Regions from separate parts of the Homo sapiens genome. Here region 2 is linked to region 1. Evidence: read pairs that join two places in POLR2A ChIA-PET (ENCODE). Cell type or tissue: OCI-LY7. All regions are shown on one strand. Links, peaks and the distances in the headings refer to the core of each region. The heading gives the core; the rest is flanking DNA.

What was found. ChIA-PET counts read pairs that join two places held together with the same protein. Peaks named below come from ENCODE experiments on the same cell type or tissue, not always from the same donor. Only the 100,000 strongest peaks of a DNase experiment are listed, where the experiment ranks them.
Region 2: POLR2A ChIA-PET joins it to region 1 with 6 read pairs; 1 of 35 experiments calls an interaction of 5 or more read pairs at or near these places.

What each region holds. Positions count from the first base shown.
Region 1 is chr5:78,686,377-78,691,757 of GRCh38, forward strand. The region is part of intron 4 of LOC124900191 (a long non-coding RNA gene); the gene reads right to left. Among named protein-coding and RNA genes, the nearest start is that of LHFPL2, 40 kb to the left of the region's middle. In OCI-LY7, for the core only: no CTCF peak of the experiment used is centred there; no DNase peak of the experiment used is centred there; H3K4me3 peaks cover 279 bases; H3K27ac peaks cover 1,016 bases.
Region 2 is chr5:79,260,113-79,265,493 of GRCh38, forward strand. All of the region lies in intron 1 of JMY (junction mediating and regulatory protein, p53 cofactor), which reads left to right. Among named protein-coding and RNA genes, the nearest start is that of JMY, 27 kb to the left of the region's middle. RefSeq lists enhancers at 1,192-1,729, 1,730-2,267, 3,434-3,613, 3,679-4,203. In OCI-LY7, for the core only: no CTCF peak of the experiment used is centred there; DNase peaks (open chromatin) are centred at 1,989, 3,399 and 4,078; H3K4me3 peaks cover 2,563 bases; H3K27ac peaks cover 4,704 bases.

The sequences.
Region 1 (5,381 bases), core at 185-5,184:
GGGATGTGAAGGACCTCTTCAAGAACTACAAACCACTGCTCAACAAAATAAAAGAGGACACAAACAAATGGAAGAACATTCCATGCTCATGGATAGGAAGAATCAATATCATGAAAATCGCCATATTGCCCAAGGTAATTTATAGATTCAATGCCATCCCCATCAAGCTACCAATGACTTTCTTCACAGAATTGGAAAAAACTACTTTCAAGTTCATATGGAACCAAAAAAGAGCCCACATTGCCAAGTCAATCCTAAGCCAAAAGAACAAAGCTGGAGGCATCACACTACCTGACTTCAAACTATACTACAAGGCTACAGTAACCAAAACAGCATGGTACTGGTACCAAAACAGAGATCTAGACCAATGGAACAGAACAGAGCCCTCAGAAATAATACCATACATCTACAACCATCTGATCTTTGACAAACCTGACAAAAACAAGACATGGGGAAAGGATTCCCTATTTAATAAATCATGCTGGGAAAACTGGCTAGCCATATGTAGAAAGCTGAAACTGGATCCCTTCCTTACACCTTATACAAAAATTAATTCAAGATGGATTAAAGACTTGAATGTTCGACCTAAAACCATAAAATCCTTGGAAGAAAACCTAGGCAATACCATTTAGGACATAGGCATGGGCAAGGACTTCATGTCTAAAACACTAAAAGCAATGGCAACAAAAGCCAAAATTGATAAATGGGATCTAATTAAACTAAAGAGCTTCTGCACAGCAAAAGAAACTACCATCAGAGTGAACAGGCAACCTACAGAATGGGAGAAAATTTTTGCAATCTACTCATCTGACAAAGGGCTAATATCCAGAATCTACAAAGAACTCAAACAACTTTACAAGAAAAACACAAACAACCCCATCAAAAAGTGGGCAAAGGATGTGAACAGACACTTCTCAAAAGAAGACATTTATGCAGCCAAAAGACACATGAAAGAATGCTTATCATCACTGGCCATCAGAGAAATGCAAATCAAAACCACAATGAGATACCATGTCATACCAGTTAGAATGGTGATCGTTAAAAAGTCAGGAAACAACAGGTGCTGGAGAGGATGTGTAGAAATAGGAACACTTTTACTGTAAACTACTTCAACCATTGTGGAAGACAGTGTGGTGATTCCTCAAGGATCTAGAACTAGAAATACCATTTGACCCAGCCATCCCATTACTGGGTATCTACCCAAATGATTATAAATCATGCTGCTATAAAGACACATGCACACGTATGTTTACTGCAGCACTATTCACAATAGCAAAGACATGGAGGCAACCCAAATGTCCATCAACGATAGACTGGATTAAGAAAATGTGGCACATATACAGCATGGAATACTATGCAGCCATAAAAAAGGATGAGTTCATGTCCTTTGTAGGGACATGGATGAAGCTGGAAACCATCATTTTCAGCAAACTATCACAAGGACAAAAAACCAAACACCGCATGTTCTCACTCATAGGTGGTAATTGAACAATGAGAACACATGGACACAGGAAGGGGAACATCACACACCGTGGCCTGTTGTGGGGTGGGGTTGGGGAGGGATAGCATTAAGAGATATACCTAATGTAAATGATGAGTTAATGGGTGCAGGACACCAACATGGCACACATATACATATGTAACAAACCTGCATGTTGTGCACATGTACCCTAGAACTTGAAGTATAATAATAAAAAAAAGAAAAAGGAAATTACTAAAGGACATTATTATCTTATAATTTCTATTTTCTAATTAAATCATATCTTACAAAATTTATCCTTGGCCAGGTGCAGTGGCTCATGCCTGTAATCCCAGCACTTTTGGAGGCTGAGGCAGGTGGTTCATGAGGTCAGTAGTTCAAGACCAGCCTGGCCACGATGGTGAAACCCCGTCTCTACTAAAACTACAAAAATTAGCCAGGCGCAGTGGCAGGTGCCTGTAATCCCAGCAACTCAGGAGGCTGAGGCAGGAGAATCACTTGAACCAGGGCTGTGGAGATTGCAGTGAGCCGAGATCGTGTCACTACACTCCAGCTTGGGTCACAGAGTGAGACTCCATCTCAAAAAAAAAAAAAAAAAAAAATTCCTCTAAAACTTTCACTGGTGGTAAATATTTATATAATACTTGACAATTTATAATGTTCAGTTTTTCCTTTGACCTTTACAGCAACACTGTGAGAAAGGCAGGGTAAGAATGGCTACCTCCACCGCCACCCTGACCCCCATTTTACAAATTAGGAAACTGAAGTTAGAAATTCTAGAAAGAATGTAAAATGACTTGCTGGTTGTTCATTCTAAATAACTACAAATATCTTTTTTCAATGACAAAACGTCCTTTTTCAGCTTCCTGTGGTTTTCTTGAGTTCTAAATTATTACCCAAAAGAAACCCTAAAGAAGTGAAGTTCATAGTACATGTTCTCATATGTTTAAACCCTACTGCAACAAATACTATTATAAAGAAGTTAATGAAAATAATAAGAGTAACATGTTAATCATGATTATTATATATCAGGTAATGTATTAAGTGCTTTATGTGTTTCATCTCCTTTAATCCTTACGACTTCTCTAAGCAGAGAGGAATTATTATCTCTGTCTTACAAATAAGGGAAATACATTTGGAGAGATCTAGCCACTTGTCCAAAATCATGGACACAGTATTGTTGAATTTTGTAACAGACCCAGCTCAATCTGACTCCAAGCCCAGAACTCTTAAGAAGTGCTTTAAGGCCAGGCGCAGTGGCTCACGCCTGTAATCCCAGAACTTTGGGAGGCCAAGACGAGTGAATCACCTGAGGTCGGGAGTTTGAGATCAGCCTGACCAACATGGAGAAACCCTGTCTCTACTAAAAATACAAAATTAGCTGGGCATGGTGGCACATGCCCGTAATCCCAGCTACTGGAGAGGCTGAGGCAGGAGAATCGCTTGAACCCGGGAGGCGGAGGTTGCGGTGAGTGGAGATCGTGCCATTGCACTCCAGCTTGGACAACAAGAGCAAAACTCCATCTCAAAAAAAAAAAAAAAAAAAAAAAGAAGTGCTTTAACAAAACTAATTCTACATCTGTGCTGATGATGCAAAATAAAGGTATTTGTAGATCTCTCTACAAATAATTGTCTTTTTCAAAAAAATTCAGTAGTATATTGCTGGTGCAATTGCAAAATGATACTGCCACTTTGAAAAACAGCTGATCAATCTCTTGATTGACAAAGAGTAAGCATACACCTTGATAAAGGTAAGCATACACATAGCATATGACACAGCAATCCCATTCCTGGGTATTTCCTCAAGAGAAATGAAAACACATGTCTGCAGCAAGACCTGAGTTGGAATATTCATAGTAGCTTTATTCATGATAGCTCCAGACTGGAATAACCCAAATGTCTACTAACTGATGAATGGATAAAAATACAAAAATTAGCTGGGTGTGGTAGTGCATGCCTGTAATCCCAGCTACTCAGGAGGCTGAGGCAGGAGAATCATCTGAGCCTGGGAGGTGGAGGTTGCAGTGAGTCGAAATCTCACCACTGCACTCAAGCCTGGGCAACAGAGCGAGATTCTCAAAAAATAAAAAATAAAGGACAAGGAATGGAATTTCACGCAAAGAACTCCTCAAAACAATGCTTTCCAAGCTTAGGTGATATGGTTTGGCTCTGTGTCCCCACCCAAATCTCATTTTAATTGTAATCCCCAGGTGTTGAGGAAGGAACCTGGTGGGAGGTGATTGGATCATGGGGACAGTTTCCCCCATGCTGTTCTTGTGATAGTTGAGTGAGTTTTCACAAGATGTGATGGTTTTATAAATGGCAGTTTCCCCTGCACATTCACTCTCCCTCTCTCCTGCCATCTTGTAAAAAAGGGTCTGTTTCCCCTTCCACTGTGATTGTAAATTTCCTGAGGCCTCCCCAGCCATGCGGAATTGTGAGTCAATTACACTTCCTTTGTTTATAAATTACCCAGTCTCAGGTAGTATCTTTATAGCAGTGTGAAACCGGACTAATACACTAAGGGATGATGAGAACCCTTGGGAGAGGCTTATTCAAACTGCAGGTCCCTCTCTTGAAGATTCGGACTTAGGAGGTCCAGAACTCCTCTGTGGAGTCCAGGATTCTGCAGTTTAAATAGGCTTATGAGGGATTACAATCAGGGGAATTTGGGTAACAGTACAGAAAAACAAACCTGCTTATAACCAAGGAACCAGGCTATCCGGTGGGATTTATAGGGGTATTTGCCCAATCTGAATCTGTAATTTGAAGCTGCTTTAAGGACACACAACAAAGTCTCTTTATGATCCCTGTTATGAAGCAATTACTATTGCTCTGGGACTCAGCTGAGTCTCCTCCTGCAGGAGCTCCATTCAAAGTGGCTGATGTGCTGGGTGTGCCAGGACAAGACTAAAGAAGCTCCTGGCTTGTACAGATCCACTGTGGCCCTTCACAAGGTGGGTGTAAGGCAGAGTCTCAGCTGTTTTCTGAGCAGCAGCTTCCAAGCACACACTGAAGACACCCACCCAGCCTATGCCCCTTTATGAGGCTGAACCAGTGCCTCAAGTAGGAAAAAAGCTTAGAAACTGAAGGGAGAAGTACACTTAATATTCTCAAAACAGGTATTGATCTTTTTTAAAATTTCTTTTTTCAGGAAAACTTTAGCCAGGAGTAGAATGAACGTCAGATAAATATCTCGAAATAGCTGAAGAGTGCTCATGTGGAAGACAGAATTGGCCTTTCCCCGTGCTCTCCTGAGGGACAGAGGTTTGGCTTTTGCCCCATGCTCCTGAGTGGGTAGAAGCTATGGAGAGGGGGTATTTTGGGCTTGACAAAAGGAAGAACAAATAGAAAGAACAAGGAATTACAGCCAGACCAGCTGCTGCTTACCTGCTGGCCCTGCCCTCACTCACTCACTGTGGGAACTTGGGCAAGCAGTTAAGCTCTCTGCATTTCCTCATTTGCAAAATGGAAATAACAACATTTGCAGGGCTGTGGCAGGGATTAAATGAATTATTTGTAAAGCTCTTAGCAGAGTGCTGGGCACATAATCAGAGCTCCATATGGGGTAGATTATAAAAATAAGAACAGTCAAGGCTGAGAAAGGTGAAGGGGTTGCCTAAAGTGGAAGTCAGTTTCCCATCACCACAGGTGTGCAAGCACAGTCTCCACTCACCCTTAGGAAGGGATGAGTGAGCAGCAGGGAGAGGTCTAAGCATCACTTGAGTGGTTGGATAGGGAAACATTTGAGCAATTTTATGGCTCTTAGAGAAGGTAGGGAACATATTTTTGTGCTTATAAAAAAATTGTTCTTTTGCTTTTACTGAAAACATTTACTCTCTCTATGCGGCCAGCCTTTAACCTTTGAGTTTAAAAATCTGAGGCCTCATGATTTCTACTG
Region 2 (5,381 bases), core at 55-5,054, 570 kb after region 1:
CAGCGCCACACAAATGAACCTGACGCACCCAGGGCTGGCCTCACAAGTCCTAGCTGTACCCTTCAGCCAGGTGCTCACAGACCCTTGGGATGCGGTAGGAAGCAAGGTTGAGGCTGTGGCGGAGACTCCAGGCCTGGGAGTGGTTCCTGCCTGGCCCTGTGATGGTGGGGGTGGTTCAGTCAGGTGCCTCCAGGACATGGGGCACAGGAAACCCACTGCCACCACTGCCGCTCCCACAGCTGCTCTTGCCACCACCGCTTATGCCTCCCCACTGCAACTGATGTGATGGCAGCAGCCAGTCTAGATGGCCCGCCACTGCCATGAGTGGCTTGATCTTGCCTCACTGCAGCCTCAACCTCCTGGGAGCAAGCGATCCTCCCACGTCAGCCTCCTGAGTAGCTGGGAATATGGGCATGAACCACCATACCCAGCTGATTTTTGTGGGTTTTTTTTTTTTTTGTAGAGACGGGGTTTTGCCATGTTGCCCAGGCTGGTCTCAAACCCTTGAGCTCAAGTGATCCACCCACCTTGGCCTCCCAAAGTGCTGGGATTGCAGGCATGAGCGACCACACCTGGCCCCAGATTTTTTTTTTCTTTTTTGATTTCATGTCCCTTGAGTCTTTTTTTTTCTCAGATTTTAGTATTAACAAGTAATAATTAGCAGGAATAATATAAAAATAATTCAGTAGTTTTACAAAGCAAGAACAGAGATGGGCAGTGTAAATGTGGAAATGTATGGCACTGGTCCTTATTTCTCAGTAGGGGAAACAGACCAAATGGACCTAAAGGCAGTTCCCAGGGCCACAGATGCAGTATCATTGCTGGGGTAGGTTCCTTCCATCCAAGTATCCTAAGTCACTCCCTTTCACAGTAATTATTTGCATGTTTTAATAATTAATGGTAAAGATATTACTTATAGATTTTGTGAAAGGAAAATAAATCTAGGGACCCCAAACTCATTAAGCCAAAGGGAAAAGTTAAGCTGGGAACTGGGTCACACAAACCTGTCCCTTTTGGTTCCTAAATAAGATGGCTACAAGATGAAAAGCTACATGCTTCCGCCATATTTTGCCCACAAGCAAATTCATAGTGAGCTCCAAGATCTTTACCCTGAGGTTTTTCTGCTAAAATTTTACCATGGCAATGTAAATTGATAGCATATCCTTACAGGTGCAGTCACCCCCCTGCCCACCAGACAAATGCATATCTGATTGTTCTCCTGCCCCATTTTGTTTGGGTTATCTTATGTAAAAGTGCCGTCTCTACAAATAATAATAATAATAATAATCAAAAAATTAGCCAGGCATAGTGGCACGTGACTGTAGTCCCAGCTACTCAGGAGGCTGAGACAGGAAGATCACTTAAGCCCTGGAGGTTGAGGTTATAATGAGCCATGATGGAGCCACTGTACTCCAGCATGGGTGAAAAAGCGAGAGGCTGTCTCTAAAAAAATAAAGTGCAGATTCACTGGGCCAGACAAAGGCGTGAATTACTATTTTCCCTAACCCCCCTTACATGAAAATTGTGTACTTCTCAGTAACCTGCCCTTTCCCCTTTAAATTTGGAGCCCTCAAAATTATCTTCAGAGAAAGGCGTAGACCTGTCTCCCGGGCATATTTCCTTAACTTTGGCAAATAACCCTGCTGGGATTACAGGCGTGCACTACCATGCCCGGCTAATTTTTGTATTTTTAGTAGAGACAGGGTTTCACCATGTTGGCCAAGCTGCTGTCAAACTCCTGGCCTCAAGTGATCTGCCCGTCTAGGCCTCCCAAAGTGCTGGGATTACAGGCGTGAGCCACCATGCCCAACCTCTGCTTCATGTTTCTTAAGTGAATCAATAGAGCAAAATCATTTTCTAAAATCCTACAAGAGATATGTCAGATTTTGAAGCAGAAATTATCAAAGCTTTACTTTCCAGGCCCCTGCTCTTTGTCCTTCCTTTCTGCTGAATCCTGCTGTGGCCGTTTTTATGTTGTGCTGGTTGAGCTTCAGCACTTCTGAAACCCTTTGTGGTTGTATTCTCATTCAGATCCATCTGCGTTCTTATTCAGTGTGGCTCTCAGTGAATCTTCTCAAATTTAGCAAAATGCATCTTTCACATTTTAGGTGCATCTGCTGCATTTTAAATTAAGGCCTTCCCTCTTCATCTCAAATATCCTTAATCCTAAATAATTCGACTTTCTTTATAATTCCTTTTAGTCTTTTATATGCATTATTTATAGTACCTTACACATTTTGCAGTTTATAACCTGCAAATGCCCATAGCTCAGTTTATTTATTCCCTGGACTTTGTCAGTTTTTAGTTAGCAAAATCAAAAATTAAGTTTTATAATTATATCAAGTTAGTGATTATTTTTTCACCTGTTGAATTCTTTTATCATGAATTATAGGAAACGGTTTACACGAAAGTCTAATGCTTAGTAAATTGTATCTTTTGAAATGAAGTTATAAAATGCATTCCCTGTATTTTAAGATTATTTGCCAATACTTAGATTAAAATAGTTTGACCAATTGAAATTAAAATTGTTTTTAAGGTAGTCTAGTATTGGAAAAACATGAAACTTTATAGGAAAGAAGGCAGATTAATAAATTAGCAGTGTTAGGTGAGATGGCTTGGGCTTCTCTGCAAGAGTATTAAGTTTAGGTGCTGCATAATAGCTTTGTAAAGTACTATTCTGTCTGAGGACAAAAAGCATGGTGGAAATAATAGATAAAAATGTTAATGTTTGGATAGAGTAACTGATATTCTGTCCTCAGTTATTGTACATATTTGTGTACAGTGGTATTGTGACTTAATTAATAATCATATAATGACTTGATGTTTTTGTGTTGGCAGAAAATAGTATCTAAACTTTGTATTACATTTACTTTATTGACCCTGTAAGAAGAGCCCAAAGAAGCCTAGTGTTTGAGGGTTCGCTTACTGTTGAATTGTGGCATTTGATCACTTGTAAATGACTCAGGGGGATTTTACTATTGAAAGATGTTGGCACCATTTTTTTCCCCTCATTCTTTTAACACTTTTGCTATTCCTGAAACCTGGTAGAAAACCATTATCTCGAAGAAAGTGTTAGTTTTCAAGCGAAGTATAAGATAAAGGGCTTCTTTGTATGTACATATTCTTGGAAGAAGGGAATTATTGCCTTTGACCTAAAAGGAAGAGGCTGAGGCACAAAATATATTTGAAGAGTTTACTTGGGCCAAAGTAAGGACAGCTGCCGAGAAGACTCAGACCCAAGTATCCTTGAATATGCACGGTCTTTGTTACAAACAGGTTTTTTGATTTTTTTTTTCTTTTCAGGCAGGATGTGCTCTGTCACCCAGGCTAGTGTGCAGTAGCGTGATCTCAACTCACTGCAACCTCCATCTCCCGGGCTCAAGTGATCCTGCAGCCTCAACTTCCTGACTAGCTGGGTCAACAGGTGTGCGCCACTACGCCTGGCTGATTTTTCACTTTTTTGTGGAGACAGGGTTTTCACCATGTGGCCCAGGCTGGTCTTGAACTCCTGACCTCAAGGTGTTCCAAAGTGCTGGGATTGTAGGTGTGAGCCACCGCCTGTGGCCACTAAAATTTTTTTTTATAGAGTCTTGCCTTTTTGTCTAGGCTGGAGTACACCGGTGCAATCATGGCTTACTACAGCATCAGCCTCCTGCTTTGGCATCCTGATGTGTGCCACCATGTCCGTCTTTTTTTTTTTTTGAAACAGAGTTTCACTCTTGTCGCCCAGGCTGGAGTGCAGTGGTACGATCTCGGCTCACTGCAGTCTCCGCCTCCCAGGTGCAAGCAATTCTCCTGCCTCAGCCTCCAGAGTAGCTGGGATTACAGGCGCCTGCCACCACACCCAGCTAATTAGTAGAGACGGGGTTTCACCATGTTGGCCAGGCTGGTCTCAAACTCCTGACCTCTGGTGATCTGCCTGCCTCAGCCTCCCAAAGTGCTGGGATTACAGGCGCGAGTCACTGTGCTTGGCCTTTTTGTTTTTTTTTAAAGATAGGGTCTCACTCTGGTTGCCCAGGGTAGAGTACAGTGATGTGATCTTGGCTCACTGCAGCCTGGCCCTCCCGGGCTCAGGTGATTCTTTCACCTCAACCTCCTGAGTAGCTGGGACTACAGCTGTGTGCCACCACACCTGGCTAATTTTTTGTGTTTTTAGTAGAGGTGGGGTTTTACTGTGTTACCCAGGCTGGTTTCGAACTCCTGGGCTTAAGCAATCCGCTGACCTCAGCCTCCCAGAGGGCTGGAATTACAGGTGTGAGCCACTTCACCTGGCCATAATTTTTAATTTTTTTTTTTTGTAGAGACATGGTCTCACTATGTTGCCCAGGCTGGTCTTGAACTCCTGAGCTCAAGTGATCCTCCTACCTCACTGTAGGAGGTAAAGCCTGCCAAAGTGCTGGAATTACAGGTGTGAGCCACTGCGCCTGGCATAAATCATGATTTTTAAAAGCAAATAATATTTCATCAGAATGAAAAGAGTTAATATAATTTTAATGGCCATTGCATTAAGGCCAACTTTGTTGAATGACCCATGCACTGGAGATAAGACCCTGGCCAATGCTGGAGAGAAACTAGGCTGATTTTGTCACTCTGTGCCTGCCTTCTAACGCTGAAGATCATTCTGTGATTCAGTAATAACAGTGTTTTTTCTTAGAATAACTAAAAATGCTTCAGTAGAGGAACTGAACCATAAGAAATGAGTTTTGGCTCAATTTTAGTTTAAATAGTAGTCATTAATCTAACATAGAATGACAGTAAATGCAGTGAGAGAAAGAGTGGGAAAAGTTATTTTATTTTATTTTATTTATTTATGTAATTTTTTGAGGCAGAGTCTTGCGCTATCACTGTCACCCACGCTGGAGTGAGTGGCACGATCTTGGCTTACTATAAGCCCTGCCTCCCAGGTTCATGCCATTCATTCTCCTGCCTCAGCCTCCTGAGTAGCTGGGACTACAGGCGCCCGCCACCATGCCTGGCTAATTTTTTGTATTTTCAGTAGAGACAGGTTTCACCTTGTTAGCCAGGATGGTCTTGATCTCCTGACCTCGTGATCCGCCCGCCTTGGCCTCCCAAAGTGCTGGGATTACAGGCGTGAGCTACTGCACCCGGCCAAAAAACTGTTTTAGATTCAAGAAAAATGTTATATGTTTTAATTTTATAGATAAGTAAATTGACTACATAATTTATATAACTTCAGAGATACTTGCCTCACTAACTGATGGTTAATATGGGGATATTAAGATATTTATTAAAGCAGTGCTTCTCAAAGTTTAATGTATACACTTATCACTTGGCAGTCTTAACTACAATTCAGAGTCCCATTCTGCAGATCTAAAGGTGAGGTTCTGGTTTCATTTGTAACAAGTTCCTAGGTGACACCA